2 separate regions of the Homo sapiens genome follow, and region 2 is linked to region 1. The links are chromatin contacts, found by Hi-C in ENCODE. All regions are on one chromosome and are shown on one strand. The core of a region is the stretch at or near the end of the contact, and the rest is flanking DNA. Distances in the headings are between cores, read along the strand shown.

Evidence for each region. Hi-C counts contacts between places; a loop is a spot of excess contacts on that map. Pooled maps may share reads with other maps.
Region 2: a loop to region 1 is called in a map with no recorded cell type, with 18 times the contacts of the local background. The contact joins two enhancer-like sites. A Hi-C loop is called at or near these places in 3 of 37 single-sample maps with no recorded cell type and 3 of 50 pooled maps.

What each region holds. Positions count from the first base shown.
Region 1 is chr5:147,167,003-147,173,065 of GRCh38, forward strand. No RefSeq gene overlaps it. Among named protein-coding and RNA genes, the nearest start is that of STK32A-AS1, 65 kb to the right of the region's middle. Within about 2 kb of position 3,094, at least 5 of the 41 ENCODE cell types and tissues checked have a DNase peak (open chromatin) inside an H3K27ac peak, as active enhancers do.
Region 2 is chr5:147,402,628-147,408,690 of GRCh38, forward strand. It overlaps DPYSL3 (dihydropyrimidinase like 3), which reads right to left. Exons shown (of 14, transcript NM_001197294.2): 8 at 2,983-3,103. Among named protein-coding and RNA genes, the nearest start is that of DPYSL3, 100 kb to the right of the region's middle. Within about 2 kb of position 1,789, at least 22 of the 41 ENCODE cell types and tissues checked have a DNase peak (open chromatin) inside an H3K27ac peak, as active enhancers do.

The DNA of each region.
Region 1 (6,063 bases), core at 1,844-4,343:
CTGTTCTGAAAACAGAACAGGAAGGAGGCCAGGATAACTGAAGTGGAGGGACTGATTGAGGGGACAAGGTTGGGAGATAAAGTCATAAGGGTAACAAGATTTTTGACCTTATGTATCATGTGAGGCTCTGAAAGATTACGAACCTACCACAGGCAGCTGCCACAGGCTGAATTATTATTCTTCAATGAGAGATTGTCTTTACCTCTGTTGAAGGTGCTGCTGATTCTCAGTTACCCAGGTAAATACAGGGGAACAGACACTAAAAGCACAAGATAATCAGAGAGTCGTTAATAGCATATAAAGATTTGTCTCCAAGGAATGTTCATGGCAGCATTTTCATAGGGAAAAACTTACTTCTTTTTTCTCAAGGGATTTCAGAACAAAATAGAACAAAGCATTCTTGATGAAAGTCTACTAGCCTTGTTTTTTTTTTTAAAAAAAAAAAGAAAGAAAAGAAAGAAAAAAGCTGCCAAATATTCCTTACTGCAAATGAACACCAGAGATATAAGAAAGATAAAAGCTGACACTGCTGTAAATCACATATTTAGGGGAGGAACATCCTGGCTAAAGGGCCTGGTAGTATAGACTTTGTGTTCCACACAAGGGTTTTGGCTTTACTGGGCAAGACGGGGAGCCTTCAGGAGACTACCCGATGTAACTGAAGATAACAGTCAATAGAGTCCTCTCTGAGTCACTGTAGACCTTAACATTCTTCCTTTGATCCTTATTGCATCCTCTTTGTTGTATAAGTCTCTCTACAGCTAGGCCATCAATAACTTCAAGGCAATTCTGGTATGCGTGTGAGAATGTGGCTATAGAGATTATAGAGATGCAGAAGTAGAGGTCTATTTATCTCTACTATTGTACCTAACACAGTATCAAGCACATGGTCAACTCAATAAATAGTTCATTGATTGTTGCATAAATCTGTTAAAAAGATAACCACAAAATGGTTGCTGTCACTGCATAGTTCTTAGTTCAGGAACATACATTGTTCTTTCTGAGTAGTACCAAGAATTTCAAGGGCTTTTGAATATAATGGTAATATTAGCTAACATTTACTGAATGGTTGCTATATGCAGGGACTTTGCACATATTACATACATTGTGAACAGACTTTGTATCCTGACTCTCTTCCCCCATGCTTGCTTGGAGCCCTGTCATGTCTCAGAACATCATTGTTTTCCTTACATTACACTCAGTCACACTCATCATGCACTATTTCAAGAGGATTAGTAATTAATGGGGTATTTACTAAAGAACAGAGGATAGTACTGCTCTATTCCAAACAACAAAATTTAAAGTCATCCCATCATTAAACATTTCAGTCCTCTCTTAAAATTTTTTCTATGTGACTGCTCTGTTGCTGGGTCTCTCCTCTCGTGTTCTCCCTATAACCTCTAAAACATCCACTGTGCTTGCCCAAGCAATCCAGGTCTTCCACCACAGATCAAATACTCTGTTCACCAAAGCAGAAATCCAATAGTTAATCTATGTGATTTTCTTTGTAAATCACAGTTGATTGGGGCCCACATACAGCATCCCTGCAAGGTTGGCCTTATTATCCACCAAAGGTTCAGAAAACTTAGGTAACACGTCAGGGTTGCTGCTAGGTAGTAGCACAGCTAGGATCCGAATGCCCATTGTTTTCATTCTTACACCTGTGATCCTTGCATTGGACATGCTTCTCTAGGGGCATTCCTGTCACAGCATGGACAAGGACATAGTTTCATTTACTGGGCTTGCAATGCAGCTTCAGGGGAGAGGTGGCTCACTCAGCACTGTTCATTCTGGAAACCATGGTTTCCTGTTTCAGGATCTGATGACTCGCTATCAGACCTTGGACATGTTATTTTTCTCTGAAGTTTCCATTTATAACAAGTGGACTTTGCATAAACATATGAGGTTGCTACATGGTTAAAAAGTAGGCTGTGTAAAACAACAAAATTACAAGATGTGATTTAAGGCACTCAGGGGGTTGTGACTGAACATGGAGTCCCTGTATTGCAAAGCAGTTTCTCCTCTTGCTTTTCTTCCTAACTCCACAGCTCTGCTCCTCACTCTGTAGATTTTCTTACAAGACTACTGGGATGCTTACACAGTCAACACTGAGGCATGTGAAGCACGTGCATTGTTCAAGTGTGAAGCCACCAGTGGGCACAGCTGTTATTATATATGAATAGTCAATGACAGCATATTCATATTCAAATATATAATCTGGCCCAAATTGAAATCATAGTAGAATAACCAACCAAGGATACCTAAGTCAGAATCCTCTCTGTTCCACCAATGATTGCAAAGTTTGGAAATGAAAGAAGCCTCAGGGAGAAACACACACACACACACACACAACCACACACACAACAGAACACATTTCATCTAGCTTCAGTGGATCTCTCTGAAATAGAAGCAAAAACTAAGTGAGTAAAAACCTTGCTTCAGTGGAGTATTTATTGCATACTGAACTACTCTGTCAAGTACTCAGCTTATCATTAAACATTAATTTCCCTAGAAACTGGAGCTTTCACTTCTTGTAGCTGTAGCAATTAAGGACAGCTTTGGCTGGGCAGCTCTGACTTCCCAGCATGACTAAGAGCTCTGTGGCCTTGCCTCAACTATGACACAGAGACCTTTGCTCATTTATAAGCCTTGTCATTTTTCTGGGAAATACAAGATAAATCCTGCCCAAATGCAATAACCCAGGTCAGACCTGTAAACCTAATTCTAGTAATAAACAAACTAATTGTCAAGAGGAAGCTATAGTTATTGATTAAGCCTACCCTTTTGCCCTCAAACAAAGCATCTTATTATCTCCAGGAGTGTGCTTTTTGTTTTTCATCTCTCTGTAATGTACTATCGTCATAATTGTATAAAATATAATTTTGTACTATAATCAAAAGTGTGGAGCCCAGCAGAGTCTGCAACTCCCATGTCTGTAGTGTTTATACTCAAAAAGGCCACATCATGGCTTAGCAACATGGTTTCATTCACGCAGCTGTCTCTGTCTCAGGAAGGGACAAGGTGTCACACCTGATGGGTGCAGGGACAGAGAGGTGACTTCACTAAAGTCACAAACTGAGCCAAGGGCTGCACCGAGAATAAGCATCTAGTTCCAAGCCCAGGCTATGTTCTTTATGCACTTTGTACCTGGTTCTCTATTGTCATCACAAATTCATATTTTGTAATAAAAACACACCAAGGATTTTTGACCTTATGTATCATGTGAGGCTCTGAAAGATTACGAATCCACCACAGGCACCTGCCACAGGCTGAATTATTATTCTTCAATGATAGGCTGTCTTTACCTCTGTTGAAGGTGCTGCTGATTCTCAGTTACCCAGGTAAATACAGGGGAACAGACACTAAAAGCACAAGATAATCAGAGAGTCGTTAATAGCATATAAAGATTTGTCTCCAAGGAATGTTCATGGCAGCATTTTCATAGGGAAAAACTTACTTCTTTTTTCTCAAGGGATTTCAGAACAAAATAGAACAAAGCATTCTTGATGAAAGTCTACTAGCCTTGTTTTTTTTTTTTAAAAAAAAAAAAGAAAGAAAAGAAAGAAAAAAGCTGCCAAATATTCCTTACTGCAAATGAACACCAGAGATATAAGAAAGATAAAAGCTGACACTGCTGCAAATCACATATTTAGGGGAGGAACATCCTGGCTTGGAGGCAAGGCCATGCTGACCTCTGAGACGTATCTAGGGGCCCAGCATGTGGCAGGAGCAAAGTTCAACCTGGCATGTCTGAGAGGCCACATCACAGGCGCCACAGGCCAGGCAGGGGAGCGGATGATGACATTCACATTGAACTCACACAGGAACCTAGCAAGAATATCCAGTTTTGAGAAAACATGAGACTCTGATTTATCAAGTAGAAAACAAACACCAGACTGTACAGATCAAAGCAGAGCATTTAGAAACCTCACTGATGGAGAAATGCAAATCAAAACCACAATGAGATACCATCTCACACCAGTTAGAATGGCGATCATTAAAGTCAGGAAACAACAGGTGCTGGAGAGGATGTGGAGACATAGGAAGGCTTTTACACTGTTGGTGGGACTGTAAACTAGTTCAACCATTGTGGAAGACAGTGTGGCGATTCCTCAAGGATCTAGAACTAGAAATATCATTTGACCCAGCCATCCCATTACTGGGAATATACCCAAAGGATTATAAATCATGCTGCTATAAAGACACATGCACATGTATGTTTATTGTGGCACTATTCACAATAGCAAAGACTTGGAACCAACCCAAATGTCCATCAATGATAGACTGGATTAAGAAAATGTGGCACATATACACTATGGAATACTATGCAGCCATAAAAAAGGATGAGTTCATGTCCTTTGTAGGGACATGGAGGAAGCTGGAAACCATCGTTCTCAGCAAACTATCACAAGGACAGAAAACAAAACACCACATGTTCTCACTCATAGGTGGGAACTGAGCAATGAGAACACTTGGACACAGGGTGGGGAACATCACACACTGGGACCTGTCACGTGGTGGGGTGAGGTGGGAGGGATAGCATTAGGAGAAATACTTAATGTAAATGATGAATTAATTGGTGCAGCACACCAACATGGCACATATATACATATGTAGCAAACCTGCACGTTGTGCACATGTACCCTAGAACTTAAAGTACAATAAAAAAAAAAGGAACCCCACTTATGGGAGAGAGGTACATAAGCAAAGAGCCCTGAATTTAAAACTAAGCCTTCACAGGCACTAGTGGTGTGACATTGAGCAGGTCACTTCTCTGAGCCTGGGTTTGTCCTTAGGGCTGCCCTGAGGAAGAAATGAGTTAGCGTGCAGGAAGAGTCATGTAGACTTTGGCATAGAATAAGCCCATAATATATGTTCATGAATATTGTTGATCTTCTTACCATCTATTGCAAAAGGTGTTTCCCCAATCCCTTAAGCATGGGCTATACTTAGTGAGTGACTTCTTCCAAAGAATACAGTGTGGAGAAGCAGAAAAAAGAGTAACTTTACAATTAGGAAGCCTAACATCACTTCAACTAGGTGATCCAGGTCCACAGCAGGGATAAGTCATGCCAACAGTTCACACCCTCACGTGATGTGATGCGAAGGGCACTTTACCTCAGTGGTTGTCCTCCCCCAAATCCCTAACTCCAGTCTAACTATGAGCAAAGCATCAGGCAAATCCTAGGAAGAAGGCATTCTACAAAATACCTGGCCAGTATTTCTCAAAAGTGTCAAGGTCATTGAAAACAAGGAAAGCCTGAGAAAGCAAGTCACAGCCCAGAGGAACATAAGGACATGTATTGACTCGGTGTAATGCAGTATCCTGAATGAGATCCCAGAACAGAAACAGGACATTAAAGAAAAACTAACAAAATCCAAATGAATTATGAAGTTTAGTTAATGATAACGTATCAATATTGGTTCATTAGTTGTGATAGAGCTACATGCTGAAGTAAAATGTTAATAGTAGGGGAAACTGAGCGCAAGGTATACGGGAATTTCTGTACTGTTGTTGCAACTTTTCTGTCAATCAATCTAACACTATTCTAAAATAAAAATTTATTTAAATAAACAAGAGGCTGAACTCCCACTTGCCAGGAATGCTTCAAGTGGTCTTCACACATTAGAAGGGGAAGATATTAGACTTGACACCTTCTCTGAGATCCAACTCTAAACTTGTATGAGGTCACTTTTCACCTTGAAGAGCCCCCAGGCACATCTCTTTGGCTTAGGTCTATTTTCTCAATGTGGTTGCCATCCCACTCCTCATGCTATGAGGTCTTAGCTTCTAAAGTCTGTGTGCTAATAGCAGCTTCCCCCCACCTGGTTGCTGACTTAAAAACAAGATGTCTTCACAATTCACACCTTTTTGTTTTAAAAGTCTTTCAGGGAAGCAGAAAGCAGATGAGCACAACTATCAACGGGGAGTTTTACAAGGCTTAAGCTAAATCTCAGTTCTCTTTCTGAGATGGTAACTTTTAAAAGTGACTAATGTTTCGTGAGCATATATTCAATGCCAAACACCAGTCTACGCACTTTACAAAGTAATCTTATTTAATC
Region 2 (6,063 bases), core at 539-3,038, 230 kb after region 1:
TGAGCCACCGCGCCCGGCCTATGACTTTTTTTTTTATCATGTTTGTTACTCCTAACATGATGACTTGGTAAAAGTCACCCAATAACCTAGGACACATCAAATATGAGACTAGCTTCTTGGATTCTGCCTCAAAAATTAGAGGCCTAACTACCCAAACCATGGAGAGGGGATAAAGGCTATTGGAATATACACTGATCTAAGCTGTTTAGCTTCTTTAAGAAGAAGGAATAGTGATATAGAAAGCAAATGCTAGCTCATAGCTAGGTGGTTGGTACCAAGTTTCTCTATGCCAAAATCTGGGGCCAAAGCTACCCTATACAGCCCTGCACTTCTTTAACTTTGGTCCTCCAACTTCCACAGTTAAATTCTCCACAAGTTTGCACTCTATGGCCAGGATCACAAATAGATTTTGCCTTGTTTCAACTCCATTCAACTGGTAATAGTTGCCTAGAATTCCATGAAGGGAAAAATTCTAATAATGCGCGGGGTCTCAGTAGAAAAGACTCATGATTAATTAGTAATGTCTGCCATAGGCAAAAGAAGGAAGCGATGGCAATGATTCACATTGGACAGCCCTGCTTTTGGGGGTGAGAGTAAAAAAAAATCCAAGTGATGAGAATTCAAGGGCTCTCCAAAAATACTTACACACTAAAGGATACAGGACCATAAAGATATGAAGAAATGAAAGTCACAGCAAGCACTCAACTACTATTGAAAGAAATAGAATCTTAAAAGTGGAAGAAATCTCCCTCTGGACTATGTTTAGCATGGAAGAGTAAAAGAAGCTAAGATAGTAATTACACCTAGATTTGAATACCAGCTCTCCCAGCTGGGAGATCCTGGACAAGTTGTGCTGCAATTTCATCTGAAAAAAGGCATTTCTGAGAAATGCCTATTTCTCAGAGTTCTTTGAGAATTCTACACAATAAAAAAATTAAAGTATTTATGTCAGTGCAGGGCACATAGCTGTTCCTCATTAAATTGTAGCTTTCTAATATTAATTCTGAGCAGCCATATAGTTAAAGAGCCCTGATGATTGGTGACTAAACACACTGAGACTTCAACCATATCCTGCTCAGGAGGGAAGTGCAAACCCTGCTACACTTTGTCTTGCAAAGAATGCTCTTGGGTGTTTCCCTGAGAATGACGGTCCATGAGTTGTTTACTGACTTCAATCTCAGCAGCCAGTTTTTCATCCCTGAAATAATACCCCCATTCCACCCCGGAGACACAGCTGTACTAGTTCTGCTCGCCAGAGAATTATGTGCCAAAAGGCTCAGGGTTAGGAATTTTTGTCCATGAAGTTTAAAATAAGACCAGCATATAACTAAAACACCCTGTCCCGAGCGGCCCTAGGTCACCCTAAGAATGGGTCCCGGGCAGAATGCAGCCTCAGCAGAGGGCATGAGGGCGGTGGGTGGTCACAGTTGGCAGGGGTGTGTGTGTGCGGCACTGGGTGAGGGCACAAGGAGTTCCTACACACTTCTTCTTTTTCTTTTCTTTGCTTTTCTCCAAGAATGAGTGAGGAGCACTGGGCTGCTTTCCTGGTTCTCGCCCAATGACTCATACCCAGTGGAGCAACCACTCCATGTCAGTTGAAACTTCTAAAAGCTAAGGAGAAAACAGCAGGCCTACGAAGAACAGAGGAAGGAAGGAGGTGCCCCAGAATCTGTCAGCTAGGAAGAGTGTCTAGACAATGTGAAAGCCTCCCCTCTTGTAAGAAAAATAGGGTCACCCTGTGCCAGAAGGCCAGGCATCTGAACACTCAGCCATCAGCGTCAGCTGAGACTATTTTTAGCTACTGCAATCACTCACACGTGGAGTTTCACAGGCCAGTTTGGTAGATGAATCACCCATGTTGGGCCTCTCTACTACCAGAATGGCCACTGGCACGCAGCAGTAGCAACCACATCACTGGGCCTGGTAAATCCTCTCACAACCCAACACAGAGCCACACATCTGCAGCTTCTCACCTGCACTCGTCCCTTACCCAGCCTCACAACTGAGCCCACGAGTCTGACACTGAGGATGAGAACCAGAAACAGAAAAGAAAGCTCTGAAAACTTTAGCTAAGCACAAGGCAAGCAAAGGAAGCCCAAGTTAACACCAGTGGAGAAAAGAAGCAGAAGTCAACAGGGAGCAGGGACACAGCCAGGGTCATGAAGGCCATGGTGGCCAATATGCTTTGGAGACCCACTCAACCCCTTCTCTAAAATAACTTGTGTTAGTCTCAGTGGCTCAGGAGGTGTGACCTGCATCTGCACTGTGGCCTCAATCCTGGCCAGATTATATCATCCCCGGGGTGTTTACTGGTCCAGGGATGAGCACATGACCCAAGCCAGACCAGTCACAGTGCTCCTAGGGACTTTTGCTTGACCTGCTGGAAAAGGTGTATTTTACTTTCCCATCATGCTCTCTGCCAAAAATTGAGGACAACAGGGGCCTCTCAGCATCTATTCTGTAACTGTTCATACTGAACATAAACCAAACAGAGGAAAGAGAGCCAAGAAAGGAGTAAGCGTGACAAACACCTAATACCATTGTTGAGGCCCCTCAATCTAGCCATACCTGAAACACCTACAATCGGTTATTCACTTGTGTTTGTTTAAGCCAGTTTGAGCAGGATCTTTGAATTTTGCACCCAATTTAATCCTGACTGATATGTCCGTTTATAAAACTCAGACAAGGTGAACTGAAAATCAAAGATCAAGGGGAGAAGTAAGATGCACAAAGTCTCAGAAGAACTGGTTCAAGCTGTGTCATCTTGGACAACTCATCTAACCTTCCTGAGCCTCAGTTTACTTAAATGCCAAGTGGGAGAAATCCCAGGATCCTCCCATCCACACAGGATGTGGAGAGCGGCTTCCTAGGGAGCAAGGCAATGAGCAAAGTAGGCACCATTTATATTACACAGGACAACCAGAGAGGGAAGGAGCCACACAGTGCCATCAGGGGCTCCGAGATCTTGGAAACACAAATCACCTTTTTTCCTGGCTTGTGAGATGAGGTCAGCTGCACTCTTGCTCATGACCTTTGTGACGTAGAGAGGGCAATTGGTTTGGCTGGCAATGGTGATGGCACGGAACACAGCCTCAGCTTCCAGCTGCAAGAAAAAGTCTCCAGGAGTCAATAGAAACATGAACCTCTCAAACTGGTGGCTCCCACCTCCACGAACTGTGAGGATGCAGTGCTGCACAAAGGTTATGGATAATTTTGGCAGGATCTGGAATTAGATAGCCTATATCCACATCTCAGATCTACCACTTCCTAACTGTGTCACTTTACTCAGCTTCCCAGTGCCTCTATCCCTCACTAGTAAAATAGTATAGCACAGCATTGTCATCTGAGAGCAATGTCTGGCAGAGGGTAAGTACTTTTTCCTTAGCCTCTGTGGTTATCACAAAGGTGACATCTGAATGAAAGCCTTTGCTCCTCAATCTTCTCAGGACAGAATCTCTGGGCAAACACAATAGCAAACCATTATGTCTAAAATAACCAGCCAAGGCAGTTAGGCATCATGGTTCCTCAAATCCTTTCCTGCAGCAGTAAGTGGTCAGCAAAGGGTTAATTTTAGGAGGCATTTCTTACGAAAATAATTCCCAGGTTTCTCAACACAAAGACTTGTTTTATAATTGATCTCTCCCATCTTACCCTAATGTAGAATTCATGTTTTCAAATATGCTAACCAACCCAGTGGCATTTATTAAGAAATTAGAAGTTTTCCCTTATTTTATTAACAAAGCAGGGTCTGAGAGCTGAGGCTCTCTCAGATGGCCTGGTTCTGAGTCCTGGTTCTGACACTTATAAGCTAGGTGACCTCGGGTACATTGCACAACCTCCCAAAGCCTCAGTTTCCTTGTCTGTAAATTGAGGATAATAGGATCTGACATGTTGGGCTGTGGTGAGGATTAAATGAGTTCATCCTTATAAAGCAGTTAGCTCATTCCTAATGGGGAAACAAGGTAAGTGCCCCTTGAGGGTTGGCTACTGATATTATTGTTGATAATATTTTCTAACCAGTTGAGGGTCTGTGTTACTCTCAAGTGGTCTACTCTCAACTTGTGTAAGTTAGTCCAATTCAGCACAGAGCAGAGACTTTGACATTCTTCCATTCAATTGGCAACACTTCATTTTTTTATGGATATGACATTCTGGTTAGCCTGTGGAGCCCAACACTTAAAAAAAATACCAAAAATAGCTTGCAGATGCCCAATGGCTGTATAATGCAAACCAGTCACTGTCCATTGTGGGTGTAGCTCAGCAGACAGACCTAAGAACTTGGCTGGCTGAGCTGGCCTCCCCCAAGCTGCACTTTATTGCATGTGGATGGGACCTTGGAGGCCCCTGGTCATATGTGAATATGGACACCTTCCTGAAGCACCCAGAATTTTGTACTCTGGAGCGGCTGTCTCTATGCCTGGGGTCCCAGCTCTCTGAACAGCATCACTTGAGGTGGTGTCTGGGTATGCTTGAATTGAACAGGGGCTGGCTCCTCCTATGATCACTCCTCCCACTTCACACCCATGCTGACCACTTCAGCTCCCCCAGGACCTCTGTCCTGGTCCCTTTGATCTCATTCCTCCCAAGCACTACAGGTTTTTCAGCACTTTGACAACATGACTATCTTTGGAAGGTTACATCACCCTCCAACTTCACCCAAATGGCCTTCCACGGCTATAGAGGTTTGCGGCTGAGAGGCTTTTTTACTAAAAAGGAGACAGGAATAAGGAGGAGGGTGGGGTGGTAAGGCTAAGGGGAGGTTGAAAAAACAAACCAAGGAACAAAAATAGACTTTGCTCTGAAATCCCCTGGCTGCTGCTGGAAATCCGTCTTGCCAGCACATCTCCACAGTGACCAGCATTTAAGAAAAACTTCAAAAACAATGCTGATTACCCTGGTCTCTTCACGATGAGTAAACCATTTTCCAGTCCTTCAAGTGTGATCAGCCAGGGGCTTAACCTCTCTGAGCTTCAGCTTCTTTACCTGCGCAACAATGCCAACCACACAGAGCAGCGGCAGCGAGAACTGAGATAACGTATGCAATCAGCACATACCAGATGAATGCATTCCATAGAAGTGACCTAGTATTATTAAGGAGACAGACTTCAGGGATGCTGTATGTGACTGGAACCCTAATCACAAAATTATAAATTATTTAAATGGCAATAAAAATATCACTAGATACAAAGGAGTTTCTGAGGTGCTGATAATCTGTTTCCTTCTATGGGTGCTAGTTATACTAGTATAACTAGTGTAACACTAGCTAAGTGTATCTGGTTTGTGAAAATTCATTGCCTCCTTAGGATAGAAACATTTTTTTCTATATGTGTTCTATTTATATTTTAAATAAGACTCTAAAAGAGACAGGATATGGGAATCATTTCTGGTTATGATTCCTTCTTCTCCCTGTTGTAGGGTTTGGAATGACAGGACAGAAACAGGACTCGCTTCACTGATATGGAGGGCCTTGACTTTGCTCTAGGTGCTAGACCCAGGCTGCCCTTCCAAAGCCAATGTGCTTTCAGGTACATGGGCAGCCAATTCCCAGCTCTGTGCTCCGTGCCAGTAGGTGAAGCTGCTGACATCTCGGAGACATGGAACCAGCCTCTAGTCACCTTTGATTTGTTGTTTGGCTGCTAAGTACAGACATAAATAAGCATTCATTTTATATATGAGAAACTTCCATACCTGGACATAATCATCACCTTATACAAATTGATGAGTATAATGTATATAAAAAACCCATTCAACATCTTATCTATATGCCAATATTTTGCAGGACTCGAAATAAGGGAATAAGTGGAAATGTCTATGAGATTCACACTGAGATTTCCTTAAGAAAGGGATTAGAAATTTAACACTCCTGAATAGCTGTGAAGGACACTCCAACTTGTGTTATCTGTAGGGAGATTAGGGGTCAGAAATAAGCATGTCTCTTACATTCCTTTCTAATTTTCTCACGGGCTCCTGAGTTAGAGTCAATCAGAAGTGGTCTTTGGAAGAAATGTTCCAATACTGCAACCTGGTACTCACATTCTCGTCGCCTTTTAACAATGTTTATTC